Regions from separate parts of the Homo sapiens genome. Here region 2 is linked to region 1. The links are chromatin loops, found by intact Hi-C in ENCODE. Cell type or tissue: Calu3. All regions are shown on one strand. Links, peaks and the distances in the headings refer to the core of each region. The heading gives the core; the rest is flanking DNA.

Region 1 (16,279 bases), core at 4,645-9,644:
GGGGGTGCGGGGCAGAGTCTTGCTTTGTTGCCCCAGCTGGAGTGCAGTGGTGTGCTCTCAGCTCACTGCAACCTCCGCCTCCAAGGTTCAAGTGATTCTCCGGTCTTAGCCTCTGGAGTAGCTGAGATTACAGGCATGCACTAGCATGCCCAGCTAATTTTTGTATTTTTAGTAGAGGCGGGGTTTTGCCATGTTGGCCACGCTGATTTCAAACTCCTGACCTCCCAAAGTACTGGGATTACAGGCATGAGCCAGCGTGCCCAGCCGCATTTGTCCATTTTTAATGGAGTTGTTTGCTTTTCTCTTCTAAATTTGCTTAAGTTCCTTACAGATGCTGGATTTGGATATTAGACCTTTGTCAGAGGCATAGTTTGCACATATTTTCTCCCATTCTGTAGGTTTTCTGTTCATTCTGTTGATAGTTTCTTTTGCTGTGCAGAAGCTCTTAAGTTTAATTAGATCCTATTTGTCAATTTTTGCTTTTGTTGCAATTGCTTTTGGCATCTTTGTCATGAAATCTTTCCCTATGCCTATGTCCAGTATGGTATTGCCTAGGTTGTCTTTCAGGGTTTAGATAGCTTTGGGTTTTACATTTAAGTTTTTAATCCCTCTTGAGTTACATTTTTACATGGTGTAAGGAAGGGATCCAACTTCAGTCTCCTTCATACGGTTAGCTAGTTATCCCAGTACCATTTATTGAATAGAGAATTCTTTCCCATTGCTTGTTTCTGTCAGCTTTGTCAAAGATCAGATAGTAAGTGTGCAGGTTGTAAGTATTTCTGGGCTCTCTATTCTGTTCCACTGGCCTGTGTGCCTGTTTTTGTACCAGTACCATGCTGTTTTGGTTACTCTAGCCAAAAAATGTAGTATAGTTTTAAGTCAGGTAATATGATGCCTCCAGCTTTGTCCTTTTTGCTTAGGATTGCCTTGGCTATTTGGGCTCATTTTGATTCCACATGAATTTTGAAATAGTTTTTTCTAGTTCAGTGAAGAATGTCATTGGAACTTCTCAATAAACCAGGTATTGAAGGAACATACCTCAAAATAAAAGAGCCATATACAACAAAACCACAGCCAACATAATACTGAAAAGACAAAAGCTGGAAGCATTCCCCTTGAAAACTGGCACAAGACAAGGATGCCCCTCTTACCACTCCTATTCAACATAGTATTAGAAGTCCTGGTCAGAGCAGTCAGGCAAGAGAAGAAAATGAAGGCATCCAAATAGGAAAAGAGGAAGTTAAACTATCTCTGTATGCAGACGACATGATCTTATCCAGGAAACGCCATAGTCTCAGGCCCAAAGCTCTTCACCTGGTAAACAACTTCAGCAAAGTTCCAGCATACAAAATCAGTGTGCAAGAATCACTAGGTTTTTCAATTATAAAATGGACACACTTATACTTACTTGAAAGCACTAATGACAGGATTAAATGAGATAATGGAAATGAAAGTATCTGTCCTCAGCATATAATAGCCTCTCCAAAATGTTTTGTTTTTGTCTTCCTCCTTTGGGGATTCCACCTCAGAAACAAAAGCGTTAGTGTAAGTGACTTGGCAGTGCCAAATCTCTGTCTTTTCAATACAGCCAAAGCCTATTTGGATTCAAGTGTAGCCAGTGAGACTGGAAATCAAGTGGAAAACACAAGGCACTCCCTCTACATTAGTACTGAGAACAATCTTCTGAGAGATCAAAGACAAGCCTTTTTTTTTTGTGACATTCACCAAGTCCCAAGAGTTGTGCTGGGTGGTGAGGTTACAACAGTACACAGGCCAGGCCGGATGCAGTGGGCCACACCTGTAATCCCAGCACTTTAGGAGGCCGAGGGGGGTGGATTACGAGGTCAGGAGATCGAGACCATCCTGGCTAACACGGTGAAACCCCGTCTCTACTAAAAATACAAAAAATTAGCAGGACATGGTGGTGGGCGACTGTAGTCCCAGCTACTCGGAAGGCTGAGGCAGGAGAATGGCGTAAACCCAGGAGGCAGAGCTTGTAGTGAGTGGAGATTCCGCCACTGCACTCCAGCCTGGGTGACAGAGCAAGACTCCGTCTCAAAACAAAACAAAACAAAACAAAAAACAATACACAGACCATGGCTCTTGTCCTGGAGCTTACAGGTCTACATGAGACAGAGTTGGCATCATTACTGGGGTAAACAAATGCACAGCTGTCCAAGAAAGGTGATGTTCAAAGACAACTTCCGTGGGGTTGAAGACACTCTGGAAAGTTTGTGTAAACATAAATCTTGCTACCTGACAGGTTAACCAGTGAATCTATAGCTCCCAACATAAATCATAAGAAAGAACAATTAGATAATGCCTCCAATAGTTAGCGATTATTCACTGATCTGTCAAGTTTTATCAAACTTAAAAATAAGCAACTAATAAATTATCTGAATTTCATAATTATGTAGACCGTTTTGAAGCCATGAGTTTCACACCAAGAAAGTTATGAAGTTAGTAATTTCCTCTGCTAGAATCTCCAATCAGGTAATCAATTATTCTAAGTAATGTGTAGCCCTATGACATACAGATGAGTCTCACATGTGTGAGCTGTTCCTTTGTCCCGTATACAGTAATCACCCAAGGCAAAAACTCTAAAGCTTTTCCATTTTGCCTCAATTTTCTCAGTCATAAAATGGAGATATCAGAATTCCCTGCTGAAGGGATTACGGTGAGCATTAAATGAGTTGATATAATTAAGGGGGTTTAAACAGTGACTGAATCAGGTGAGTGAGTTTTCTATTACCATTGTTAATCTAATCTGATACCCAGATAACAATATCACGTAGAGAGTTTTCAACACTAGAATCCTTCCTTCCACTTACGATCAAAAGACGTCATCCTATGTAAGCTTTCTGGGTTTGGTTTCATGGCCAGCAATAACTAAATTTATGTAGCCTCATAATTATGTAAAGGTAAATAAATACAAAGACATAACACTCCAATGTGGGATCAGGTGTGGGGCCACAGCATGGCCAGATGGGAGCTCATCTTGCGTTGGGTGTATTAAGCAGGAATGACACTGCCAGGCTTGAATTTGGCCATGAACATCTCCTTTCTGCATCCCATGGTCCACTGCCACAGCATCCTTGGAGTGAAGATATAATAACGTGGAGTTAGGGCAGCGTGGGGAGGAGTTTCCACACCAGCTGCTGAAATCAAAAGAGAGGAGGGGAATCTGGAGTCTCTCTTAGCCTGACCTCCTCTCACTAGTCCTCCCTGGACCTCCAAGGGGAAGGCTGGGCTCTGTACCTCCCCTCCCACCTGACTGCAGTGTTGGTTTAGGGTCAAGGTGCTCAGAGACCAGAGAAAAGATCACACATATATACGGTGTGGCAATTCCAAAAGGCCAGGCTTGCCCGTCTTCAGGAAGTAACATTTCTTATGACGGTTGGAGGTTGGGGATAGGGGTAGGGTGGAGAGAAAACAAAGAAGTAGAGTTTATGCCCCAACAAGGTAAATCAAATTCCCAGCCCTGCACCAGTCCTTTCAGTGCCTTTGGTCATAAGACATTCATGCAGAACATCCCACATCACCCAGTCCCATATGGATGCAGTCACAGGACTCAGAAAATGCCCTGTCAACACTGGCTTCCCTGAGGGGCTCCATTTAATAGCATCAGAAAACCACCTCACTAGAAGTGAACTGAAGAGACCCCTCTGCAGATAGAGGGGGAAAATTCAGGACTTTGTCAAGAGGACCGACAGCTGCAGTGGGAGTGCAAAGCGCCACAGGCCGAGAAGTGGCCGAGATTAAGAAGTTCCATTTCCCAACATCACACTCCGGGGACTGTTGTGGGGTTGGGGGGAGGGGGGAGGGATAGCTTTAGGAGATATACTTAATGTTAAATGGCGAGTTAGTGGGTGCAGCGCACCAGCATGGCACATGTATACATATGTAACAAACCTGCACATTGTGCACATGTACCCTAAAACTTAAAGTGTAATAATAATAAAATTTTTTAAAAAAAGAAAAAAAAAAAAGAAAGAGCCAGACGCTATGAAAGAAAGAGAGAGAGAGAGAGAGAGAGAGAGAAAGAAAACAGCCACAGATGTGTCTGTGGCTCGAGTTTTTCCCAGAAACGCCCTAAAGCTGGCCTAATAAATCTCCATTCATTGAAAAAAAAAAAAAAAGAAGTTCCATTTCCCCTTGCCCTGTCAAGGATAAGGAAGGCCACTCCCTTTTTATGTGCAGGACGATGTGAGGGGCAGAATTGGACCTGTGGCCCGATCAGCTTGGAAATCTTATCAGACACGCACAGCAACGTACTTGTCTTTTCTTCATTCCTCTCCCAAAAAACAAAGCCACCAAAAGAGACAGCCTTCTATGTATCATGTATTCACAGCTAAGAAGGCAGGGCCATCCGAAGAAGCCATCCCTTCCATTCACTCAACATATATCCATGCATATATATTCCCTCCTATGTGCTAGACACTGTGCTGGGCTCTGTGGGTGCAGCAGTAGGCAATTCACACAACATGGAATTTACATTGCAGAAGAGAAGAAACAGTCAAACATATAATTAACAGTGACACTTAGGACAGAAGGACAGAGGTCCATGGGAGCATGTAAGGTGAGCATCTAATCCATCATATGTCTTGTATGGAAATGGAATAACAAGCCTAAAGGTAAGTTTATCCTTTTGCTACTTGAAAAGCCGAAATGCAGATCTACGTGGTTAACCAGATGTGTAACCTTTGCCTGTCCACCCCTTTCCAAAACTTCCAAAGCATCTCTAAATGGGTCCTAATGCACTTGAAGGTGGACATATAGTAGATATTCACTGAGGCTGTTCTGGACACTTTGTTCTATTCCTTCATCACTTCTAGTTTTAACTTTTCCTATTTATTCATTTGATACAAACTGACTCACTTCCTCTATTCAACTGTTTCAACATCTGTGAAATTCTGAGGGGTGCCCTTCATCCCATCTTTCTATCATAACCATGAGCTCTACCATTTTAGAGGACTTTTCATGGAGAAATGTGTTGGCTCCTTCCATCCATAAAGCCTGTTGTTAACATACTCTCCAAGTCACTTGAACCACTGATGCTAATATGGAATATCCTCATGTCTCCTTGCATCACAAACATCCAAAACCACTTTCCATAAAAAGGCACGGCATTGCCAACGCCATTTGTCTAATGTAGCGTGGTCACTTTATTCTGGACCCGTGCGGTGGTGGATTGGACTCCTCGGCCAATGAGAGCAGATTTCCACAGAGCCCACTTGGCTTAGAATTAGGACATCCAAGAATATTCAGAGTTGGAAAGTAATTTTGAGATTGTCTATTCCATCTTTATTATTGGTCAAGGAGAACACTGAGGACCTAGGAAAGTGGGTGGCTTAGCCAAAGGCACCTGGCGAGTAAAGTCCCACAGCACCTGAGAGCTGGTATTGGAACCCTTGTTCTCGAATACTTCTGTTTCCTGCCACCATCCCAGAATCCCTGCAGCCTAGCACTGTGCCTGGTAGAGCAACACACAAAACATGGTTTCTCAGTGAATGCATGGTTACTAAAGGTGCTTCGGGCACTGTTCTAAGACCTCTGCATGTTTTAACTCATTTACTCTCCCTACCAGTTCAGTAAGGTAGGTCCTGTTACCATCCTCCATCTCCCTAGGCAGACAGAAATTAAGATATTTGCCTAAGAAAACACAGATAGAAAAGGACAAGGTCGAGATTTGAACCCAGGCATGCTGATTGCATCTGGGATCTTACACGATGCACTGTACCCGCAATGAAAGGATGAATACATAACATCTATAACACTGAAGGAGAAGGAGAGGACTGGGGAAGCAATTTAAGAACAACAACAAGATAGAAACTGATGTCATTTAAGTGTATAAGATTTTCACAAAGACACATGCTTTGTAACAAATATGCACATGAATTGCAGGCTGATCGCTCTGTGCCATATATGTAAAGCGTACAACCTTCAGGCTGCTGGAGGCTGTAGGCTTGCTCAGAATGTAAAATATGACAGGGCACAACATTGGCATATAAAGTTTGAATTACAGCAGCTGGCATTATATTGTTTATAAAAATTGAATTATGAGTGTAAAATAATAGTCATAATAACCAGCTTCTGAAAGGTAGCTAGCTAAATTGACTTAATGTTTAAATGCTGGGACATATGATCACAAGAAGTGAGCGCTGTTATTGTATGATCTGTCACACAATTTTTTTTTAGAAGAGGTTACACTTCATAAGTGACTGAATTCATTTTTCCAGTTTAAAAAATGAATATTCTCCATTTTATATACAAGTGAAAAATGCATATCCTCCTTAACCTTTTCTCCTGTGAGGTAGTATTAAACCTGTACACACTGGTTAAGAACCATCATAAATTAACGGTGCGCTACTATTATTATATTTCACATATTTTCTCTTCTGTACTCTTTAGAGTTCTATTAAATGCATTTTAAAAGTTCTTAGAGTTTGTGTTTTGGGGGTAACTATGAATTGCTGCTACATGTCAAAGTTAATTTAAACTAAAAATGCGTATCTGGTTTGCACATTAGACAGCTAAGCTTACAATATGGTCCTTGCAGTGTCATACAATTTCCCCTAACACTAAATTGGAAAGTTATCTCTGGGCATGCTGCTATTTCTAATGCCACCACTGCCACTGCCAGTAGTAGCCTTAGTGATGGCTTCTTGGAAATCTCCCACTTGGATACTTGGACAGAGCTAATTTCGTTAAACTTCACATTCATCTATCTAAGATGGCTGCAGATGGATTTGCAGTTCTCTTTAAATCCACCCTGAAAGATTTCTTCCCTTTTCCTGGCTAAATGAACCAGTGGTCTCACACTGCATAGTTGCTGTGGGGTGTGATGGGAACTCCGGGCTTCTGGCCTTGGAAGTGGCAGACGAGGGATCTCTCATGGTGTCCTTGACCTGACTCCTCTTTGTGGGCTTCTTCACCTCCTCCTCCATGCTGCCCTCTCCATGGTTCACGGTGGCCCTGAGCACAGGGTGCCTGTTCTTCAGAGTGTCCCCGCAGGGCAGAGCTGTCCAGGAGCCTCCGTCACCCCAACGACACAGAGGCAGCTGTGGCTCTCTCATTTTTACAGACTCTCTATGCCTCAAGCACATAGACACCCCATAATAACACTTCCTTTGTGAGTTCACTAATGTTTGGAAAATCCCTTGTGAATTCCTACTTCATGGCATTAACAAGAATCCATTCCTGAAAATGTGAATGGTTCTGTTGGTTTCAAACAGCCATCAAGAAAACTAAGGGGTTGTTTTGGTGTCTTAAAATTCTTGTCTGAGTCTCAGTGGCTGAGACAGCAGCCCCAAAATCATACAGAAGTGAAACCCAAACATTGCCTTCCTCACGTCAGCAGATTCCAAGGACGACAGGATGGAGCCCCAGGTGTCTTAGACAGCTCAGCCCCAAAGTGGGTGCTCCTGGGACATCTAGTGGCCATAGAGAAAAATACTCCCACCGTGGGCCCAGGTGGCAAGGGAAGTCTATAAGGGTGCTTAGATACCAAGTGCATTCAACCTCCCCACTTCTAGCCAGGTAAGAAAGCTGAGATCCCAGGTAAGAACGGCTTGCTCAATTTCACATCTCCAATAGGAGGTGTTGGTACTTACTTCTCGTAGATCATTTCTACCCGAATTTTGTTATGCAGGAACTCCACGTGAATCAGCCATGGAATGAGTGGTTGAGAAGTTTTAGCGGCCTAGAGTTCACTAGATATTTGCATCAAATGCAGTGATTTTCCGAATTCTATTACACATTCCTTTGTGGATCACAGCACTGAGGCCGAATCCTAGCTCTGAAACTCTATGCTAACTTACCTCCTGCAAGACCTTTCCTGAATTCCACGATTATAAAATGCAAGTACACAAAAATGTTCTTGCTGCTCAGATACTTGATGCTTTATATCTAAAACAAGAATGTCACGGAGAAAAACAAGTTTGTGTTCTAGGTACGGATAGGTCTCAGAAAATTGAAACAAAACAATAAAAGAGAATTCCTATTTTTCAGCCCAAAGAGCAGCAGGAGAGAAGAGAAAATCCAAGAGAATTGGGAATTAGAGCTGTTATGCAAGGTAGAGAAAGGAAAAATCAAAAGCCAAGGTTCCCAGTCCCAAAATATCCCTGCAGGAAGCTAAGTGAAACAATTTTCCACAGAAAGCATGAGACATGTAGTATAAATAATGTGGTGGGCAGGGCACAGTGGCGGGGAGGATCCCCTGGCGGCAGGGGGAAGTGCTGCACGGGCCCCTGAGCTGCTGGCTGCCTCCCGCCACAGGAACGCAGTCGTGGGTCCAAGGCCAGGATGCTGAATATTTATATTCTGTTTATAAAATATGCCTTTTATTGAGAAATTTAGACACACTCTACTGTGTCCAAAGAGTCCTTAAACTCACATCCTTTCCATTTTCCATGTTCTCTTGTCACCAGGCCAGTATCCACAGCCTGGCTTTCATCTGGAAACGGGAGGGTGAGGAGAGGTGCTGTGGTGGAGATTCCTCACAACTGCCCAGAACATTAATGTCTCACATCATGGGTTTAAAAGAAAAAAAAAAACATATATTTCTTTTTATCAATAGTTAGAACCCTGAATGAAAGTGTTGGTCATTCTGAATTTTCTAAAATTTATTTTTATTTTTTAAATAATAGTTTGTTGTTGTTGTTCTTGTTTGTAGCGATGGGATCTCGTTAACGCTGCTCAGCCTGACCTCAAACTCCTGGCCTCAAGCAATCCTCTGGCCTCAGCCTCTCAAATTGCTGGGATTATAATCCTGAGCCACTGCACCAGGCCTATTCAGAATTCTAATATGCAACTGATTCTTAGTGATAACCAAGAAATAAAGACTTGGAGCTCAAATTGTGCCCGAGGCCTGCGATTCTTGAGAACCGTGCTTCCTCCTCCCTTTCTTCCATTTGGAATTGCGTTAAGCACAGAGACCCGAGGAGCCTGGACACAGCACAGGATGCTGGTGTAAGAAGCCAAACCCTGCGTCCAAACACAGGGACTCCTCACCAGCTGGTAGGGCTTCAGTGCACGCAGAGGAAGCCAAAGGACTGGCAAGGTGCACAGATGAGGTGGGAGGACCAGAGCCAGGACGTCTGAACCTGGTGAGGAGCTGCAGGGGTGGGCCGGGGCTGAGGAGGAGGAACAGGTGCCGGGGAACTCCTAGGACCCCAGGCTGGCGGCCACTGCCTCCTCTGTCCCTTGGGCATCTCCCTCTGCCCTGCCCTGGAGAACATAACTCTTAGCAGGCTCTTGCAGCCTAGACTTTTGATAGCACTGCTGCCTCTGACTCCAATCGCTACCACTTCCCCCCTAAAGCTCCCACCTCTGAAGATTCGCCTCATATCATCTCCTCTGTGTAATCTCTTCTCAGCTTCCCCTTGCCCCTAAGTCCCCACCCCTCCATCCCCAAACAGGGAGCATTGTCTCCGCTGGCTCCACTCTACTAGACCAGCAGGGAGACGGAGGAAGCATTTACTCCCTGGCTTCCTTCTATGGACCACCCACTGGGCATAATCTCCTCCCCTAAGGGTTGGGTGTGCATGAGTATGTCCCAAGTGCCATCGCCCAGGCAGGTGCAAGGATGTGTGAAACTGGAGGCGAGAGCCTGGCAGGCTGTACCTGGTGTGGCTGAAAGGAGATAGGGAGGGATGCCAGGCAGTCCTTAAGAGGACCTGGGGAAGATTCATCTTCAACCCCAGACAAGGGTCATTCACCTGAAATGCCAGGACCAGGAAGTCCTGCCGGCTGCAGGCACAGCATGTCCAACGTGATTGGAAATCACTTCCTGCTGTTCATGTCCTCTTGGAAGGTCAGGTGGCCACTGCAACAAGGTATGTGCTGCGTGGAGACTGGGGAGCAGAACTAGGGTCTCCAAAAACTTCAGGAGGCTAGCCCCAGCAGTGCTCACTTGGAGTTCATTTGCTCAGTGACATTCATAAAAGGTGGGGGAAATCCGGAGAAGGAAAGAGGTGCTCCCACAGCTACCCAGCTGGTGGATGGCAGATATGGGTCTATAGCCTGCTTAGCTCACAGTACACTCACCTGCAAAAACAGCTGGAAAACCCTCAGGTAACACAACTCAGATATTTTAGTACTGAAGTCAGCAAATAGCACATTCTTTTGAGAAGTGGGTAAGGCCTCCCAGGACAGTAAAGCTGCACCAGTTTAGGATGCTTGCCCCTTTATTTGGGTGTCTGAGTGTTACACAAATGACTGCCACTACCACACGTGGTGGGTGGCATGAGGCACCTTGGCCATAAAGTCCTGCCAGCGCGGGAGTCACAGACCATGCTCGTCAGCATTATGCATGGTGCCTGCACTTGGAGCAAGACAAAGGCAAGTTTTAGAAAATGCCTCCACATCCCTGCATTGGAACTTCTGGCTGAGGCACAGCACAGAAAATGCCTTCGCCTCTTGTGGATTCTTGTCCAGGGCTGAGACCTGGCCAGCTGCCATGCTGTGTCCTGGGTGCTGCTCCAGCCACATGCCAGCTGGGTCCCTCCTCCTTTCCTGTCTGTGTGCCTGACCAGGGACAGTGGCCCCTAAGCTATGGCTCCTGGGTCTCGAATCCTATACAGCATGAGGCAGCCCATCCGTGCTGTTTTTGTTTTGTGTTGATGCTCTCCTCTTATAACAAGGATATCTGATTTCTTGTGAGGATGAGTCAAGCGGGGAAATTTGGCTCCGGAAACTGACTCGTCAGCATTATCAGATTTCAAGGAACTAGAGTGCATTAAAGATTTTAGTCTTTTGTTACCAACTAAAAATCAACTTTCTATTTTTTAATATCTATTATACTTAACAGTTTCTCATAAATTCATGGCCATTATCAATACTGTGACTTCCCCAGATGGTTCAGAAAGAATCTGAAAGGCCTGGCATGGTGGCTCACACTTGTAATCCCAGCACTTTGGGAGGCCAAGGTGGGTGGATCACAAGGTCAGGAGTTCGAGACCAGCCTGGCCACACAGTGAAACCCTATCTCTACTAAAAATACAAAAATTAGCTGGGCGTGGTGGTGGGCACCTGTAATCCCAGCTACTTGAGAGGCTGAGGCAGGAGAATTGCTTGAACCGGGGAGGCAGAGGGTGCAGTGAGCTGAGATTGTGCTACTGCACTCCAGCCTGGGCGACAGAGCAAGACTCTGTCTCAAAAAAGAAAGAAAGAACGAGTCTGAAAATGTCTGCAAATGGAAAGAATCCGATTTCCCTCTTCCTGGTTTGTAAAGGGCCCTGCAGATACTGTCTGTTGGCTGCATGACAGACACTTGAGGTACTTTCTTCAGGATATTTACACATGTGGTGCACATGCCTTGCTGACAAACAGATCATCCACTCCCTTCACAGCCCATCAGTTTCGTGTTTTTAGTAGCCTGAGGTTGGTATCATTGCATGTATATTACAGACTCCCTATACAGGCCTCCTAGATATTGCATGTACTGCTTAAGTTGCATTACAGCATGTTACATTTTAAACGTTACTGTGACCACCAACACCTTCTTAGGTCTAGTCATGCATTTCTTACTAATGGGGCTACATTCTGAGAAATGTAGGCGATGTTGTTGCTGTGTGAACAACACGGAGCGTACTCACACAAACCTAGATAATGTAGCCCACCAAACAGCGAGGCTGCACGTTGTAGCCTATTGCTCCCAGGCAACAAACCTGCACACGTTACTGTACTGAGTACTGTAGGCAGCTGTAACACAATGGTAAGTATTCGTGCATCTAAACACACCCAAATGTAGAAAAGGCATAGAAATGTGGTATTATAATGTCATGGGGCTGCTGTCCTGTAGGCGAGGCATCAGTGACTAAAATGTTGTCATGCTGGGCACAACGGTATTGCTGTTGTTACTGCTGCTGTTGTTCATATTTTACAGCAAAGGAGATAAAACAACTGGAGAATCAATACACTTGTTCTAGGCTCCTCATCATGTCCAGGGTTAGAAGACTTTAGACATTTCTTATCTTTTTAACCTTAATCCTGAATTTAAGTAACCATTTGGTAGCCCCTGTGTCTACTTCATTAATATCAGTTCCTATCCCAATTAATTTCCTTTTCATAGGTCCTTTTGTTTTGTTTTGTCATTTTTTTCTTTGAGTTTCCTAACATGAATTCTAACTTGTAGTTTTAATTTTCTTCTATAATAAAGAAGTTATCTGAAGCTATTTCCTCTAAATACAACTTTTCCTGGATGCGATAAATTTGCTACAAGGTCTTCTAGTTTGAATTACTATTTCTTTAACTTGGAATTTCAGCCTTGACTTCTCCTTTGCTTTAGGGACACTTTATGAGAGTGCACTCTGATATTAAACGGTTCAGCTTGGGTCTTTATACAATTTATTTATCTTTTTTTTAATTTTGATCAGAGACTGATGACTCTAAAATCTCTACTTTCCTGAACTATCTGAAATGTTTTCATCATCAAGAACCTAACTGAATTTTAGAAATTTTATAAAGTACAAAGGAGAAAAAAATAAGAGAAAGTTATATATTCCATATTTGTAGGATGTAAATTTTATATGTATTATTACACGAAATTATGAATGTAAGATCCTCTTCATCCTTGATTAGTTTACTAGATCTACTAAATTATTAAATGAAAATATTTAAAATCATTCATTATATTTGTGCTTTACCAAGTTCTGTTTATATATTTTTATTAGCTTTTGCTTTATATGTTTAGTTACATGTTGCTTTGTATATTATATTGTATCTTATTTTCTAAACAATATAACGTAATGCTAAAAATGCAACAGTCATCTGGGAAATGCAAATTAAAAGCATAGTGAGACAACACTACACCATAATGTGTGATAGTGAATTTTATGTGTCCACTTGACTGGGCTGAGTGATACCCAGGTGGCAGGTAAAATATTATTTCTGGGGTGTGTTGAGGGTATTTCTGGGAGAGATTAGCATTTGAATCACCTGGCTGAGTAAAGACTCACTCTCCCTAATGTGGGAGGCGTTGGCCAATCCTTTGAGGGTAGGAATAGAACAGAAAGGCATCAGGGAGAGTGACCTTGGCAAAAAGGACATCTGTCTCCTACCCTGGGATGTCAGACATTGACGCACCTGGTTCTTGGGCCTTTGGGCTTGGACCAGGACCTATACCACTGGCTTCCCTGTTTCTCAGGCCTTTGGGTTTAGACAGGAACTACACCAGCTCTCCCACATCTCCAGGTTACAGACAGCAGATCCTGTGCTTCTCAGCCTCCATGATCACGTGGGTGAGTCCCTCATCATAAGTCTCTTTCCATATATCTATACAGATTCTATTGGTTCCGTTTCTCTGGAGAGCCCTTGCTGATACAAGTGAAAAAGCCAACATGAAAAAGAGATAAAATACTAAGGATTGATAATGATAAAGAAGAACTCCCACACTATATTGGGAGTATAAATTGGCACAGCCACTTTGGAAAACTAATAGGATTTACTAAAGCTGATGAAACTGCCTTTGCAAAATTTGTAACAGTAAGAGAAATTTAACCTAACTAATTCCATCTTGCTTCTATTCTCACAAGCTAATTGCCTTTGTTAACTTTAAAACAAAGACGGTAACAGTCCCTTCCTGAAACTAACTCCCTCCTTGCTCAGGGACCGAAACTGCCTTTGTAAAATGAATGCAGGGCCACAAGATTAGGATTTTGGGAGAGGTCTGAATTCTACTAACATGTAGGCTTAAATGATAACCAGCCACTGTTCTCTGGCTTGCTTTTCTATAATTCCTTGCCTCTTAGGAGATGTGGCCAGAGGTCACAGGATTGGTGACTTTTCCAATTGTTCCTATAGATAACACTACTTTTATATTGCCTAAGATTGTTATTCTGAGATGTTTTTCAGACTTCTGCATTCTGGCAAATGAATGACTGCACCTGACCCGTGACTCATGACTCAACTAGTCCTGTGGACCCCGCCTTGAGGTGGACTCAGTGCACCAGGACCATTTTCCACACCCCTACAATTTCATCCCCAACCAATCAGCAGCACTCATTCCCTAGCCTGCTGTTCACCAAATTAGCCATGAAACCCCTACCTAGACTAGCCTCTGAGTTCTGAGAGAGGCTGATTTGAGTAATAAAGTAATAAACTCCTGTTCTGCTTGGCTAGCCCTGTTTATTAAACTTGTTCTCTACTGCAATACCGCTGTCTCAGTGAACTGATTTTATCTCTGCAGTGGTCAAGAAGGATCTGGTGATTACACTGATCAATATGCATACCTTCAAAGCAATTACATCTCTAGGTATATATCCAATAGAAATGGGTGTATGTTTACCAAAGATGTACAAGAATGTTCATATAAGCTTTATTCATAAAGTCCTCAAACAGGAAACCCAAATTTCTATCAATAGTACAATTAATAAATTTCGGTATTATACATTGGACATCTATACAGCTACAGGAACTAATAACAAACTCTTGCTACCCACACATCATGGATGAATCTTGCAAACATATTGAGTGAAAGAGGCCAGACACAAAAGAGTACACACCATATGACTCCATTTATGTAAAGCACAAAAACAGGCAAGACACTAGCCTGGGCAACATAGCAAGACTCCATCCCTACAATAAATTTAAACATTAGCTGGTTGTGGCAGTGTGTCCTAGCTACTGTGGAGGCTGAGATAGGAGGATCATTTGAACCCCAGGAGTCAGAGGTGTCAGTGAGCTATAATCACACCACTGCACTCCAGCCTGGTGACAGAGCGACACTCTGACTCTTAAAAAAAAAAAGGCAAAAGAAATCTATGGTGTTAGAAGTCAGGATAGTGGGTAACTTCCTAGGATGGGAAATTGACTAGGAGGTGACAGGAGGAGGATTTCTGAGGCTGTTTCTTAACCTAAATGCTAGTACATGAGTGTTCACTGTAAAAATCCAGGCGGCTACACACTTGACTTAGACGCTTTTCTGCATATGTGATACACTCCAGCAAGACTTAAAAAAAAATCTAACGCATGGTTCTGCACAGCATTTATTATGAAACAGAACATGCAATGCTTTGTATTTTTTACAAGGTAGTAGAATTCAAATATGAAGGAAAATTGTGCCAGGCACTGTGCTAATCCCTTCTCACAAATCACTTTAATTGTTCACATTGCCCATTGAGGTGGGTACTATGATCCCATTCTCCAGATTAGGGAAATGAGGCTCAGAATGGAATCAGTTCATCTGAGACCACACACCTGCTACCTGACCATGAGGAGGTGAGGAAGGCAGCCTGGTAGGCCGAGAGCCTGCAGTTGGAACAAATCCCAGCAACCCTGTGGCTCAGCCTGTGTCTCTCTGCAGGGCAAACATGATCTTTTCCCATGTATTTTATAGGACTTGCTTGGCGATTCTTCACAACAAAAATGAAGCCTTAGCATTCTTCCGTTGAACTTCTCGACTTCCCTTGAGGACTGATTTTATTTCATGACCCTTTGTCATGAGCCTGGTATTGTTTACAGTGTCATTTTACATACTAAATTTCTTCCATAACAACATTTACTCTACAATGTTTGTAACAATTTAAAAAACGTGTATTATGTGACCTACCTAATTGAATTTAATAATCTTAGCTTGTTTAGGGCATTTGATGTTTTCATGTCGCAGCAATTTAAACTGAGAGAAAAAAATGTTTATGCAAAATGCCTGTTTCCAAAAACTTTGGCTCATACTAAAAGGTGTGTATAAAATAAGGCTAAAATGCAGACCTTTTTAAAACCTCATAGAAAGGGAAGAAACATAATACAAAGGTCATGGTCGAATATTAAATTTAGCTCTAAGCTTTCTGGAAGACAAGAAGAACATAAATCTTATCTGATAAAAGGAAATAGATCAGTTATTCAAAGAAGACAATCTTTCAGGTACAAATTTCCAAGAATGCCACAGAAACATACAACTTTGTCAGAAGGATTGGCAATGAGTGATATAAATTATACATAGGGTGATTTTCAAAAATGTCATTGTAAGAGGAAAATCTTACAAACTCCGCCGCCCTGGATTTTATTTTTAGAGAGGGAGTTCAAGGGAAACACGAAAGAATAAAGGAAGAAAGGGAGGGTTTGAATTTTAAAAGGCTCACAACTTATTTCTCCTATCTAACTGTAACTTTGTACCCACTGACCAACCTCTCTTCACTCTGCCTACCCCCACCCCCACCCCCTCCTCTGGAAACCACCGTTCTATTTACTGTCTCCAGGAGATGGATATTTTCAGATTCCACATATGAGTGGGATCACGCAGTATTTGTCCTTCTGTGCCTGTCTTATTTCACTTAACATA
Region 2 (16,279 bases), core at 4,885-9,884, 140 kb before region 1:
ACTTTACAAAATGTAGCTAGCGCTTTTGAGGCTTTCTTAGGGGCTCAGACACAGGAAGATCAAGTTTAGGAAAAAGCTACTTAAAAAGTTGAGTGCTATATTATCAGTATTTCTTCCCCTTCTTCCCCTTCCCCTAAATTACCGTCAGGGTAATTGGTGATTACCCTGACACTAATTTACATCCTCTACAGAATGGTTCTTTATACTTTTACAAAGAGGGCACTGGGGAAGAGACAACTTCAACTTCAGAAAGCTTGACAGTAAAAATCCCATCATTTCACATGGAGGGGAACAACACACACTGGGGCCTGTGGGGAGGGAGGGGATGGGGGAAGGAGAGCATCAGGAAGAATAGCTAATGGATGCTGGGCTTAATACCTAGGGATGGGATGATCTGCAGCCAACCACCATGGCACACGTTTACCTATGTAACAAACCTGCACATCCTACACACGTACCCAGGAACTTAAAATAAAACTTGAGGGAAAAAAAAAATCTCACCATAATTCCAGGAATTACATACTGTTTCCTAAGTTAGGGTTTTCCTGTTTGCTTGTCGACTTCTCCACTCCTAAATTGGGCAAGTAAGTGGAATGCTTCCGTATGATGCCATTTTTATTTCCCAAACTAAGCCGTGTTCATAACGTAATTCCAGGCTCCTGGGAGTGTTTCACTACCTTTGCTTAATGAAAATTTCTTATCTCAAATAATAAATGCAAAAACAGATGAAGAACAAAAGAAAAAAACTATCTAATAAGACAGTTCTCACTCTCTTCCGTCTGTATTTTGCAAGATTCCCTCCTCCCGCTCCCTTCAGGCTTTTTAATTCCATTTTTATCCCAAATCTACAAATACAAAAAAAAAAAAAGTCACAGGAACATTCTAATATTGTACCTTAAAGTACAAGTGAAGCTAAAAAAAAAAAAAAAAAAAAAAAGGGAAAGAAAGAAAGCAAACAGGTCTCTGAGGCCAACACTGGCATCCAACCTGGAGAAAGCGCCCAAGCACACACTCGTTCCAGGAGAGGCTCAGGAACGGGCCGTTCCCTGCAGAATCAACTGTCCTTTACGACTGTGGGCACCACATTTACTGCTGCTGGGCCATCTACTCGGTGTGGCTGTTTAGCTCTGCAAACAAAAGAGGGTTCTGGGGCTCAGAGGCAGGAAGATCAAGCTCTTCCATAGCCCAGGATTCTTAACGTCCTTTTGCACTTAAATCCTAGGATAAAAAGTAAACTCACAACACACAACAAGGTAATATATCCTTACCTATTATCTTTTAAAAGGCAAGGATAAACTTAGATGTATCAACGAATATAGGAGTCAAATATGTCAGAGTCACTTTTTATTTATTTATTTATTTATTTATTTATTTATTTATTTATTTAGACAGAGTCTTGCTCTGTCCCCCAGGCTGGAGAAATGAGCTACTAAGCCAGAAAAAGACACAGAGGAAACTTAAATGCATACTGTGAATGTAAGAAGCCAAGCTGAGGAGGCTGCATACTACATGATTCCAACTACATGACATTCTGGAAAAGGCAAAACTATGGAGACTAAAAAGATCAGTGGTTGCCAAAGGCTGGGTGGGGAAAGAGAAGTGAACAGGTGAAGCACAGGGGATTTTAACATATGTACTATTTGTACAACATCATAATGGTAAATACATTGCATTATGTATTTGTACAAACCATAGAATGTACATCAAGAGTGAACTCTAGGCCAGGCATGGTGGCTCACACCTGTCATCTCAGCATTTTGGGAGGCCAAGGTGGGCGAACCATGAGCTCAAGAGATCAAGACCATTTTGGCCAACATGGTGAAACCCTGTCTCTACTAAAAACACAAAAATTAGCTGAGTGTGGTGGCACGCACCTGTAATCCCAGTTACTCAGGAGGCTGAGGCAGGAGAATCGCTTGAACCTGGGAGGCGGAGGTTGCAGTGAGTCAAGATTGCACCACTGCACTCCAGCCTGGTGACAGAGCAAGCCTCTGTCTCAAAAAAAAGAGTGAACTCTAATGTCAACCATGGACTTTAGTTAATAGTAAATCAATATTGACCCATCAATTGTAAGAAATATATCTCACTAATGCAAAATGATAATAATAAAAGAAACAGTGAACAGGGGAGAGGGGGTAGTTTTTCTATAAACCTAAAAGTGCTCTAAAAAATAGACTATTATCTTAAAAAAACAAACAGCTGATGATGAGTGGCACAGTCAGGCCAACAAGAGCTTTGTACACATGACAGGGGGTCACAGCTTGTCTAGGTAAATGCTTGGAAACCCGCCCCTTGTGCTAATAAGCATGATAACCTCACTAAGGCAAGGGAACAAATAACACCATTACAATGTCCAGATTCAAAAATACCTCCAATCAAAATCCAAACTCTGTGTGTGTGTGTGTGTGTGTGTGTGTGTGTGTGTGACTGACTAGCTGAATTTAAAATTCACATGAGCGTGCAAAGCCCTTAGAATAGCTGCAACATTCCTGTGAGGGGGAAAAAAAAGAACAAGGACGTAATCAGACACATTCTGTCAATATCAAGAGCCTCAATTTTAAAGCAAGATTATTTTGACTATTACGTGAAACTGTGTATTTTCATTGTGGGAGTGAGTGGGGTTTTTTGGTTTGTTTTATTTGTTTTAAACTTGATGTGATTGTGAGATTTTTATGACCCGGAGGTGACCAACAGTCATGAGGCTGCTTGATTTTTCATCTCGGGCACAAGAGAAACTAATCACACGTGTAATTTAAGGGGACCACCGAGAGCAAAAAACATAAAGTTGCTTTATATTCACATCTCGTATGTTATGCTATTCTACTAAACAGCTACATAAAGAAAAATATTGTTTAGGAATATTTTATGTGTTGAAAACCAATAAAGAAGAGTTAAGTGGTGATAATCCCCGAAGTCAGAATGATGTCACCTCTTGGGTGGGAGACTTGGGGCTGAGAACGAGGTGGGACATTCAAGGAAAATGGTAGCATTTCACGTTTCAGGTTGCGCAGTGCATACATGGTGTTTACTTGTCTTTGTCCTTACATGCTGTACTCTTTGTATGAATTAAGTATTTAATAAAACAGCTAAGATACACAATTGTTAGAAGGCTGGGTTAGAAAATACTGCTCTATGAAACATACAACAGGGCTAACCAGGTGTGCCAACCACTAAAGCATCAGATAGGCCCATGTTCAAATCCTTCTGCGCCACCCAGGAGTGCCACATCCCTGAACAAATTACCTAGCTACTCTGAGCTCGGTTCCCACATCTAAACAAAGGCAGAATAACAATAGTATTCATCAAACTGTAGTTGGGTTAAATTAAGAAAATGCCCGTTGAAGGGGTTTGTACAAGTCTGGCAAAGAGAATAATAGCTCTCATTTGTTGATCACTGACCAACCAAGAGCCATGGGAAGGGACCTTCCAGGCATCAACACATTTAACCATCTCAATGTCAGACTGTAATAAAGGAGATAGGATTGGAACCCAGATGGTCCGATTCCAGTGCTAAACTCTTAACTACCATGCTAGTCTATCTCTCTTATAAGACATATATTATTATTATAATAAGTATTCACAGCTAAGGTTTTAAAAAATTGGATTACAATTACTTACATATGGCTTAGTGGGAACACTTGACAAACAAAAGCAATTTATTTGAATAAGAACCCAAAGATGTGGTGACCTGGATGGCCAATGTGATCTGACACTGTTATGCGCCTATTGAAAATTCCAATACATTGCCGCAGGTCTAGGCAAACAACAGAAGTAGAGCTTAGATCACAAGACGCAAGTTTTTCCCATCCCTCTCCTAAACCTACACATTGGCCAATTAAAAGTAGTACGTTCAGTTCTAAGGAACACATCTTAAAAGAAACACAGACAAACCACAGATAAATTTACACAATAATCTGCCATCCATATTATTTCACAAATCAGCAGAAAGATTCTGAGACATTCAGCTTCAAAAACACAACTTTTAGGGAAGACATCATAGTGCTTTTCCTATGGAAGAAGGATCAGAAGTTTATTCAGATGCACACTTTCTGGTAGAATCAGTATGTAGAATGAGATTGTTTTTCATTCTGTGACAGATTCCCTAACAATCAAAGCTGTTTACAGAGAACAGGCCATCTAGCAAGATTCAGTCTTCCCAGCTTCCCACCTTCCGAAGAGCTCAGCGGCTGGCAAACATGGATTGCAGCTGGCGTGGGTGCTGGATTCCAAACCTCTGAGATTTCCTTCAACTTTAAGATTTTATGGTTCTGGCGGGCGCAGTGGCTCAGGCCTGTAATCCCAGAACTTTGGAAGGCCAAGACGGGCGGATCGCTTGAGCTCAGGAGTTCGAGACCAGCCTGAGCAACATGATAAAATCCTGTCTCTGTAAAAAATACAAAAATTAGCTGAGAGTGGTGGTGTGTGCCTGAAAAGAGAACAAAGAATGAACCACTGCACTCCAGACTGGGTGACAGAGTAAGACCCTGCCTTAAAAAAAAAAAAAAAGATTTTATAGTTCTAAGAATATGTAATATATATTCTAAAAATACAATCCTTTAATCAACAGCAGAAAAGGTCCTGCATCACCCCTGAGGAAGAGGTACCAGTCTGAAATGCCCTCTGCTTATTAGCTGACACCTGCTGCTGGTGGTACTCATCTAACTTTGCTGACCTGCAGAAACTTTACTAGTTTCCATGTCCTCGTGGCAGCACGTGGGATAGCCCTCACAGGACGACCCAGACTTGGCAGAAAGAACAAGGACAAAGAAAAAGAGACTACCAAACAAAACTCACCTCCTTGCTTGAACATACATAGAGTTTTAAATTCCAATCAACATTTATCTAGAAACTGATGTAAACTGCCACAAGAATGAAGATTAATAATCATACCTCTATAGTAATCCCAAGCCAAACTCAACAACGCCTCTGTGGGAGATTCCTATGGATTTTATTAACTGCGTCTGAAGGATTTAATGGCAAAGGGTTTTGGAGACCTCTAGACTCTTTTTCACCTTCCTAGAACATCCAGCAAAACACATGTGTACCTGAAATAGGCTTGCTGCTTTATTATAAAGAGACTTCCTATGATTCTGTTTGTACAGGAGTGGGCAGGAGGCTGGGAGGACCTGACATTTAGTCCAGTGAGTCTGGAAACAAAACAAGGTGGCTCGGTGCGGTGGCTCACGCCTGTAATCTCAGCACTTTGGGAGGCCAAGGGGGGCAGATCACAAGGTCAGGAGTTCAAGACCAGCCTGGCCAACACAGTGAAACCCCGTCTCTACTAAAAATATAGAAATTAGCTGGCATGGTGGCGGGCGCCTGTAATCCCAGCTACTCGGGAGGCTGAGGCAGGAGAATCGCTTGAATCCGGGAGGTGGAGGTTGCAGTAAGCAGAGATCATGCCACTGCACTCCAGCCTGGGCGACAGAACTAGACTCCATCTCAAACAAACAAACAAACAAACACGAGGTAACAGGGGAGGAAACATGGGAAAGTGAGGAGTTGGAAGAACAACAGTTCTGTTTTTGAGAAGCAAATGCATGTTTCTTGGGGGACTTCATCCTAGGAGAAAAATCAGCCTCCAGGAAACCCCATGCCCACTGAGAGAGCCAGGGAACACAATGGAAGTCTAAGGCATCCTAGTAATTTCTGGTGGTATTAATGGCCCCTCACTAATCCTTATACATATTTTTTAAAATTAGTCAGAACATGGAAATAAGGCCAAGGATGGCACATGTACTTTCAATATCACACCAAAGCCAGTCTAACTGATTTCATTCTCTAGGACGTACTTTATTTTGACCTGCTATTTACTACTAATTAGAGGTAAGTTATAGGTTAATCTTCAGATTTCTTTTTTTCTCATTAGAGATGCAAATTATTTCTATCTTTCAGAAAAGGTAACTATAAAGGTTACAGTTTTACTGCCCTATAGGACATTAACCAGTGTTGTCTAATTTAGCAAACATCTCAGCACGCCTTTCCTGACAGACTAAGTCAGTGGCAACATCCTGCTGGTTCCCTCATTGATGAGCTAAATAAATTTCTGACACATATTCATGATACATTTAAGAGATAGTTACGTTTTAACAATTTGAAAGTTGTACTTTGATACACTTATTCTGTAGTTAATCACTATTGCACTGTTTACTCTTTCCAGCTTTACAATTTCTTCCTACTGAGTCTCTGTTGTGTCAAAATTTTTATCTCAATATTATTTTATACTTGACTATTCCATCACATAAATATTATAGCTACTGTAGCAGTTATGGAGGACCTGGAGAGTAAATTAAAGATATATGTCTTCCTCTAAAGATGGGTCTTTTCTCAAGACTGAAACATAATAAAAACTGGAACAGTAAGATCATACCCATCTCAGGTGCCCTCTGGTTGTTATTTGGCCACCTGCTGTTGCTGGTAACTTTTATCACGAAGTTAAGATTTCTACAGAACTAAGTTCCTCTTTTCCAGTATATGTAATCACTACTCACCCCGTACTCAGCAGCTTGCTCATTTCACATTCATCTCTTTCTCCTCTTCAAACTGTTTTTTTTTCTAGCCAATCCAATATTCTAGAGTGTTAGAAATCATGCTTCTCCTTATCTCTTGAAATGTACTACTCTCCATTAATTGGCCATTTTCTTCAGGAAAGTAAATAATATTACTGAACACTAAGTGCCCGACATGTACTAGGCTGCTCATGTGTTTTGTTTTGTTTTGACATAGGGTCTCACTCTGTTGTCCAGGCTACAATGCAGTGGTGCAATAATCACAGCTCACTGCAGCCTCAACCTTTTGGGCTCCAGTGATCCTCCCACCTCATCCTCCCAAGTAGCTAGGACTACAGGCCCACGCCACCATGCCCAGGTAATTTTTTTGGTTTTTGTAGAGACAAGGGTCTCACTATATTTCCCAGGCTGGTCTCAAACTCCTGGGCTCAAGTGATCTTCCCACCAGGAATGAAAAGAAGAGTAAAAGTCAGTTCTACACAAATTGGAACATTTTCTAGTACACTGTGGAAAGGTACAGGTATTTTTATTGAATGTTATATAATTTAAGGCTTTATTACATACTAAAAATAGGTATTACCTATTATGTAACATTAAAAAACACTGTAAATTCATGTGAATCTTTTTAAAATTGAAGTGTGATACTTCCAGGTAATGTGTGAAGGGTTTATGCCAAGCCTCACTCTTAGGGAACACACCTTCCTTCCCACCATCATTATGAGGGCTTTACTTGAAAACTCCACAGGAGTACTGACTATGATACTCCTCATCAAATTTGGGTAACATATGAAGCTTCTAGAAAAATTTTTCCAGGCCCTTTAAGATATTTTGAAAACTCTGCAGTAAGTTAATTGCTGCCATGTTAGTTGAATTTCTTGGCACCAAAGAATTAAAATCAAATGCAAATTAAGGCACAAAAATCAAGTTACAGTTTTCCCCATACCATGGTCATCCAGATAATATGAAACATGCTTAAATTTTTAATTTTTTCATAAATAAAAACATAAATTATTATAGTACCTAAGAATACATCCCCAGTCCTACAGAGGTTGCTATTAATCCAAACATCACTTGAGCTAATTAAATCATCTTTCCCCCTTAAACCTTTCTAGTCAACTTGTTAACAGGTGTTAATATTTAGCTATATTAACCAATTTAAGTTCTCCCACATTCTCCTCACCTTCCTCTCTTCGGGAAAGCAAAATCAGATATTACAGTGAAATCAACAAATCAGTAACTTGGGGACAGAGAAAGGGAAACAAAATCCTAGAAAACCCCCTTGTAGATAATCAATGCCTAAATAATTAAGAGTCTTATATAATATTATACTGTCCTTTAGCAGTGTTGGCAAAGATGTGGAAAAATCAGAACACTCTTATATTGCTGGTGGGCTGTAAAATGGGGCAGCCACTTTGGAAATAATTTGGCAGTTCCTAAAAATATGAAACATAGAGTTATATGACCCATCAATTCCACTCCTGGGTATATACCCAAGAGAACTGAAAACAGGTGCCCACACAAAAACTTGTACATGAGTGTTCACAGCAGCATTATTCATAATGGTCAAAGGGGGAAACGAACCAAATACCCATCAACCGATGCACGGATAAACAAAATTTGATATCCACATAATTGAATATTATTCAGCTATAAAACAGAAGTACTGACACATGCTATGCTACAACATGAATGCACACTGAAAATATTATCTAAGTAAAAGAAGCCAGTCACAAAAGGCCACATATTGTATAATTCCATTGATAGGAAATGTCCAGAATAGGCAAATCCATAGAGACAGGAGGCAGGTCAGTGGTTGCCAGAGCCTGGAGCAGGAGGAAATGGGGAATGACTGCTAACAGGAATTGGGGTTTCTTTGCGGGGTGCTAAAAAGGTCCTGGAATCAGTGGCAACAGCTGTACAACTCTTCCTATATGTGCTAAAAGCCATTTAGTTGAATTAGAAATCATTGGTGAACTGGTATTTAAATTGTATCTTAATAAAGCTTAAAAAGTTGTATCGTCCACTTCCCATGAATTTAGTCATAATTCATCCTTACAAGATTCACTATTTTACTCCTGTCCCAATTAACAAACATTCTGCAACTATCCTTTGGATAAGAAAACCATTGTGAGCTGCTTAGACAGGTAGAGATTAAATCATTGATTAAATTCCGACAAGTGAGGTCAAGATTCCACATATCGTAAAGCACGTAGAATTTTTAATAGTGTACAAATGATTCAGCCATAGAATAAACAGTGTTAGAAGAAGAAATCCTAGTCCTTCCAGTGGAAAGCGGCAGACCAGTCGGTGAGTGGTGAATCAATGAGGACCTACCGGGCTCATTATGCAGCTATTAGCAGGATCACTGACTACCAAATCCTCAAACTGTTACGGATTCAGAAGTTGTAAAATAAGGATTGTTAAGTACTCAGAGCATGCATCCTACCTCTCCAGCTAGTTGGTTTCTCCTATTTCACAGAGCTGGATGGTTCGCTCTGTCAGTGATTCTCAACATTTCCAGTAATGTGCACCTCAGCCTGCAAAGAGCCTGGACATTTTCCTCTCCACTTCCTGTCCTACTCTTGCAAGTCCCAGGCAAAGGAGCAATCTCAGGATGATTGAACGGCGCTAACTTTTCTTTTCTTCTTTTGTAAGTCATATATTTGAAATGATGCAACAACATTCAGGACGATTTTAGCTGCACATTTAAATAACTATACGTATTGGCATCATCTTATATAATGTGTGATCTGGCCACTGCCTGTACCACTGCAGTCTTGCCTAGGTTCTACAAGGTGTCTCAATGTCTGCAGGGGAAGCTGCTAGAGTTCATAAAACCATAAAGCAGCAAAGATCAATGAGGTGCCCACCACAGACTCGGCTACTGAACCATGGATGCAAAGTTGGGAAGATGGGCTATGAACTTGAATGGTTGAGAAGGTAAGAAACCTCTACAAACTCTTTTCCAGTTTCTGCCTTTTTGTGTCTCTATAGTCCTCAAAGCTTCCACCCTTCTAAACTCATCACAATGTGTTAAAATCCCAATTACTGATCTTCTGGGCACCACCCAGCAACTCTCCACATCCATCTTCCTCATTGTGACCACTTCATCACCTGGCACAACGTCTGACATGTAGCAGGATTCAGCCAACAATTGCTCACTGAGGAATAGCTACGTTTCCACACTAACCCTACTTCTTCCTCCAGAAGAAGACCTGCTCCTCTGATATTTGCTAAAGCATAGCTAAGTGCCAAATCGAAGGGACTCTTTTCAGAGAATCCAGTGCCTCTGATGCCACTGATTCCTCTCCAGGCTTCCTCCCACCTGAGTGCCCCTTCTCCATCCTTCCTCCTGTTCCTGCCCCTTCCCAAGGTTCCAGACTCAACTGGTTTCTCCAGCAACTCCATGTGCCTGAGCGACCACCACATCACCCATTCTCGGCTCCAGGTGAAGCTATCCTGGCACCAACTGGGGAGCACCCCCCGCAGGCCTCACTCCTCACACTCAGATTCAACCACGCTGAGGCATCTGCTCACCAGGCCCCCAGTACAAACAACATGGCCACCGCCTGTGTCAACAATGCCTCCGTTCTCCCAGTTCCTCCAACACTGGCCTTTGTCATCTCTCTCCCCCACCCTCACCTACTTTCCCTTGTGCCCCCAGCTCACTGGAGTCATTCCCTCCTGTCCATTTCCCCTGCAACTCCCCTTCCTCAGAGCTCCGTCACTTCCCCCTCAGTGTACTCACTTGTCCACTTTTCTACTCTCCTATCCATCCAGCGCCCACATGCCAGACAAAGCTTCCTGAAGGTCCTCCCCAGTCAGTCACTGCCCTCCTCAACAATGCTCAGTGGCTCCTGTCCCTTCCTGGATTATGTGTCAAGCTCCTCAGCCTGGCCCCCCAGGGCTCTCAGCCCACACACCTTGACTTTCAACTTCTCTCAAAACCTTAAAGAGCACTTATAATGTGCCGGTTACAGTGCTTGGTGTTTTGAGAACAGCAGGGGGAGGAAAGAATCCTTTTCCTCCTGTCCATCTCTACCAGTGCTCCCAGGACCACCTGCTGGGCTCTGGAAGTGCCTCCTGTTGCCTAACCTAGTTTTAGGCAGTTCCACCCATGCAGAAGGCCTTTTTTTCCCATGTCACCCTCTCAAAATCCTTGAGATCTTCAAGATCTGTCTCCATGGCACCCCTTCCACAACAAATCTTCTCTCTGCTTCTCCAACAGCCTGACCCAATCACACCGTAGAAGCGGGTAAGCCTATCTGTGTGCTCTGGGGCCAGGGCAGGTGTGCAGACCTAGTGAGAGGAAGGTGCCTGAGTTTTCATTCAATACTCAAGTGCCTACCACATTAAATATGTACTAACAGACAGGACTTCAGGTCTTGACTCTCAAGATGTCTGGAGTGAGTGCAGATGAGGTGATAGGTGAGGCCATGGGAACTGCTGGAAACAGTATTCTGAGGAAGACGCTGTTTCAGCGGGTAGGAGGAGGAAGAGGAACTGGCACAGAGACTGAAGGGGCAGGAGGAGAACTAGAGTAGCAGGCATCACAGTCACCAAGCAGAGCTGCAAGGAGGAGGAGACGAACACCTCAAAACACAAGCAGAGAACTACAGGAAAAAGCCCCTGAATTGGAAATTAACAGGTCATTGTTTAACTTAGAATGTGCTTTTGAGATAGCCAAATGCTTAGGCAGATAAGGTGTGGGGGGAGGGGGGTCCCTGGTGAATCTCCTTGCCTGCCCAACAAGAGTTTACAACAGCTGCTTTTGTGCCCCCTATGAGGCAACCTGCCCAGGGCCTTGTCTGAGCATGGCCACAATGGACTGGGGGAACCAGGGTGGAGCCACAGATCGGGGTAGAAGCCTGACCTCTTCAGCTCCTGTGTGGTGGCCTGGGTGAGGTGGGGGCTTGTTAGCAGGACTCCATCTCACTTTGCCGTGTATTTTTCTTTTTTGTTCCCTTTTCGCCCTGTAATAATCCTGCACTGTTCACCCTTCAATGTGTACGCAGGCCTAAATTTTCCTGCTTGTGTGACAAGAACCCGGTTTTAGCTGAACTAAGGAGCAAAATTCTGCAACATTTTCATTACTCTGATGAGGTATGCAGGAGATGCAAGGGCTTTAGAAAGCAATGTAGCTGGTCGCAGTGGCTCACGCCTGTAATCCCAGCACTTTGGGAGACTGAGGCGGGCGGATCACAAGGTCAGGAGATCAAGACCATCCTGGCTAACACAGTGAAACCCTGTCTCTACTAAAAATACAAAAAAATTAGCAGGGTGTGGTGGCGGGCGCCTGTAGTCCCAGCTACTCGGGAGGCTGAGGCAGGAGAATGGCGTGAACCCAGGTGGCAGAGCTTGCAGTGAGCCAAGATCACGCCACTGCACTCCAGCCTGAGTGACAGAGCAAGACTCCATCTCAAAAAAAAAAAAAAAAAAAAAAAAAAGAAAGCAATGTATAGTGAGAAAGAGGAGATACAGCCATGCCTTGGGAGATATTGCAGGTTTGGTTCCAGACCACAGCAATAAAACAAATATCGAAATAAAGCAGGTCACACAAAGTTTTTGGTTTCCCAATGCATGTAAAAGTTATGTGTACATTATACTGTAGTCTACCATGTGTGTAATAGCATTATGTTTGAAAAAAATGTACATACATTAATTTTAAAATATGGCTGGGCAAGATGGCTCATGTCTATAATCCCAACATTTTGGGAGGCCGAGGCAGGAGGATTGTTTGAGGCCAGGTGATCGAGACCAGCCTAGGCAATATCGAGAGATGCTGTCTCTACAAACATAAAATAATAATTAATTAATTTAATTAATAAATTTAAAAAGACTTCATTGTTAAAAAATGTTAACAATCATCCAAGCATTCAGCAAGTCCTAATCTTTTTTCTGGTGGAGGGTCTTGCCTCAATGGTAGTGGCTGCTGACTGATCTGGGTGGTGGTTACTGAAGGCTGCAGTGGCAATTTCTTAAAATGAGAAGACAGTGAGGTTTGCTGCATTTGTTGACTCTTCCTTCATATAGGATTTCTCTACAGGATGCGATACTGTTTGATAGCATTTTACCCACAGCAGAACCTTCAAAACTGGAATCTTTCCTCTGAAATCCTGCTACTGCTTTATCAATTAAATTTATGTAATATTCTAAATCCTTTGTTGTCATTTCAACCGTGTTCACAGCATCTTCACCAGAGGTAGTTTCCGTCACAAGAAACCACTCTCTTTGCTCCTCCACAAGAAGCAACTCCTCATTCCATTTTTATCATGAGATTGCAGCACTTCCATCAAATCTTCAGCCTCCACTTCTAATTCCAGTTCTCTTGCTGTTTCCACCACATCTGCAGTTACATCCTCCACTGAAGTCTCGAACCCCTCAAAGTCATCCATGAGGGGTGGAATCCACTTCTTCCAAATTCCTGTTAAGGGTGGTATTTTTACCTCCTCCTGTTCTTTATGGCATCTAGAATGGTGAATCAGTTCCAGAAGGTTTTCACTTTACTTTGCCCAGATCCATCAGAGGAATCACCATCCATGGTAACTACAGCCTTATTATATATATAATATTATATATTATATATAATAATATATAATATTATATATTATATATAATAATATATAATATTATATATTATATATAATAATATATAATATTATATATTATATATAATAATATATATTATGTATATTATATATGATATGTTATATAATAATATATATTATATATGATATGTTATATAATAATATATATTATATATGATATGTTATATAATAATATATATTATATATATGTTATATAATAATATATATTGTATATTATTATGTTATATAATAATATATATTGTATATCATTATATGTTATATAATAATATATATAGTATATCATTATATGTTATATAATAATATATATTGTATATCATTATGTTATATAATAATATATTATTATATGTTATATAATTATTTATATAATATATATTTTATAATTATATAATATATTATGTAATATATTATATAATTATATAATATATATTATGTAATATAATTATATAATATATATTATGATATATAATTATATTATATATGATATATTAATATAATATATTAAATATCATTTTATATATATTTATAATATATTATATAAATATATATTTATTATATTATAAATATATTTATAATATATTATATATTATATATGCTTTTATATATAATATATTATATATTATATATGCTTTTATATATAATATATTATATATTATATATAAATATATATAATATATAAATATATAATATATAATATATATATAAATATATATATTTATATAATAAATTAAATATAATTTTATATTTATATTTGTATTACATACATAGTATGTATGTAATATTAAATATACTATATATTTAAATATAAATATGTATGCAATATTAAATATATTATATATATATATACACGTATATATATAGAGAGAGAGAGAGATGGAGTCTCGCTCTGTCACCCAGGCTGGAGTGCAGTGGCGTGATCTCAGCTCACTGCAAGCTCCGCCCCCTGGGTTCATGCCATTCTCCTGCCTCAGCCTCCAGAGTTGCTGGCACTATTATAGGCACCCGCCACCATGCCTGGCTAACTTTTAGTATTTCTAGTAGAGACGGGGTTTCACTGTGTTAGCCAGGATGGTCTCCATCTCCTGACGTCGTGATCCACCGGCCTCGGCCTCCCAAAGTGCTGGGATTACAGGCATGAGCCACCACGCCTGGCCTGAAATATATTTCTTAAATGATAAGACATCAGAGTCAAAATTACTCCTTGATCCATGGGCTGCAAAATGGATGCTGTATTAGCAGGCAGGAAAACAATATTCATCTCGTTGTACTTCTCCATTAGAGCTCTTGGGTGACTGGCACATTGTCAATGAGCAGTAATATTTCAAAAAGAATCCTTTTTCTAAACAGTAGGTCTCAACAGTGGGCTAAAAATATCCAGATGTACTGTCATCTAGGCTTTGTTCCATTTATGGAACACAGGCAGAGTAGATTTAGCATAATTCTACAGGCCTAGGATTTTCAGAATGGTAAATGAGCACATGCTTTAAGTCACCAGCTGCATTAGCCCCTAACCGGAGAATCATTGTGTCCTTTGAAGCTCTGAAACCAGACACTGACTTCTCCTCTCTAGCTAGAAAAATCCTAGAATGGCATCTTCTTCCTCTAGAAGGCTGTTTTGTCTACACTGAAAATCTGTTGTTTGGTGTCATCATCTTCATCAATTATCTTAGCTAGATCTTCTGAAGAACTTGCTTCAGCTTCTACATCAGCACTTGCTGCTTCACCCTGCACTTATGTTACAGAGATGGCTTCTTTCCTTAAACCTCAAGAACCCGCATCTACTAGCTTCAAACCTTTCTTCACCTCTCTCAGTCTTCACAGAATTAAAGAGAGTTAGAGACTTGCTTTGGATTAGACTTTGGATTAGCCTTTGGCTTAAGGAAATATTATGGCCAGTTTGATCTCTATCTGGACCACTAAAACTTTCTCAATATCAGCGATAAGGCTGTTTCACTTTCTTAATATTTGTGTGTTCACTGGAGTATCACTTTTTTTTTTTATTATTTTTTTTGGAGATGGAGTCTCGCTCTGTTGCCCAGGCTGGAGTGCAGTGACATGATCTCGACTCACTGCCTCCCAGGTTCAACTGATTCTCCTGCCTCAGCCTCCCGAGTAGCTGGGACTACAGGTGCATGTTGCCACGCCCAGCTAATTTTTTGTATTTCAGTAGAGATGGGGTTTCACCATGTTGCCCAGGCTGGTCTCGAACTCCTGAGCTCAGGCAATCTGCCCGCCTTGGCCTCCCAAAGAGCTAGGGTTACAGGCATGAGCCACCACGCCTGGCCTGGAGTATCACTTTTAATTTCCTTCAAGAACTTTTCCTTTGCATTCATGACTTAGCTAACCATGTGGCACAAGAGGCCAAGCTTTGAGCCTATCTTGGCTTTCAACATGCCTTCCTCACTAAGCTTAATCATTCCTAGCTTTGGATTTAAAATAGAGATGGGCGACTCTTCCTTTCACTTGAACACTTAGAGGTTATTGTAGAGTTATTAATTGGCCTACTTTCAATATTGTTCTGTCTCAGGAAATAAGAAGGCCTGAGAAGAGGCAGAGAGACTGGGAGTGGCCAGCAGTGAAGCAGTCAAAACATATACAACATTTATTGATCAAGTTTACCATCTTATATAGGTGTAGTTCATGAAGCCCAAAACAATTACAATAGTAACATCAAAGATCTCTGATCATAGATTACCATAACAGATATAATAATTTAAATGCTTGAAATGTTTTGAGAATTATCAAAAAGTAACAGACAAGATGTACGCACATGCTATTGTAACAATGAATGGCGCCAATAGACTTGCTCCACACAGGGTTGCCACAAACCCTCAGTTTGTAAAAGGTGCAATTTCCGCAAAATGCAATAAAGCTAGGCAGAATAAAACGTAAGCCGGTCGCTGTTTTCCACATCCCTGTCAAACTTCTATAAATAGAAGGGTGGAGAGAAAGAGGGCAATGATTGTGTGTTAACAAAGCCACTGAGAACTGAAGATAGCTAGGACTACTCAGAAAAGAGGCCAGACAACCAGAAGCGTAGTTTCTTCATCTACCTCCAGTCATGACTCATGTGTCACTCTGAGGCAGGGATGACTGCAACAGAAAAGCAGATCTTGCTGTGACTATTTCTTTCTCCTTTCTTTGGATAGCTAAAGAATTTTGGTA

Evidence for each region. Peaks named below come from ENCODE experiments on the same cell type or tissue, not always from the same donor. Only the 100,000 strongest peaks of a DNase experiment are listed, where the experiment ranks them.
Region 2: it touches region 1 in a loop (8-fold over the local background); 1 of 110 quality-filtered maps calls a loop at or near these places.

What each region holds. Positions count from the first base shown.
Region 1 is chr13:24,044,768-24,061,046 of GRCh38, reverse strand. It overlaps LOC124903136 (a long non-coding RNA gene), which reads left to right and starts at 7,492. Exons shown (of 2, transcript XR_007063723.1): 1 at 7,492-7,539; 2 at 8,675-8,861. It also overlaps a transcript of SPATA13 not described here. In Calu3, for the core only: a CTCF peak has its summit at 7,432 (motif pointing left); a DNase peak (open chromatin) is centred at 7,436.
Region 2 is chr13:24,187,179-24,203,457 of GRCh38, reverse strand. All of the region lies in intron 1 of SPATA13 (spermatogenesis associated 13), which reads right to left. Among named protein-coding and RNA genes, the nearest start is that of MIR2276, 33 kb to the right of the region's middle. In Calu3, for the core only: no CTCF peak of the experiment used is centred there; no DNase peak of the experiment used is centred there.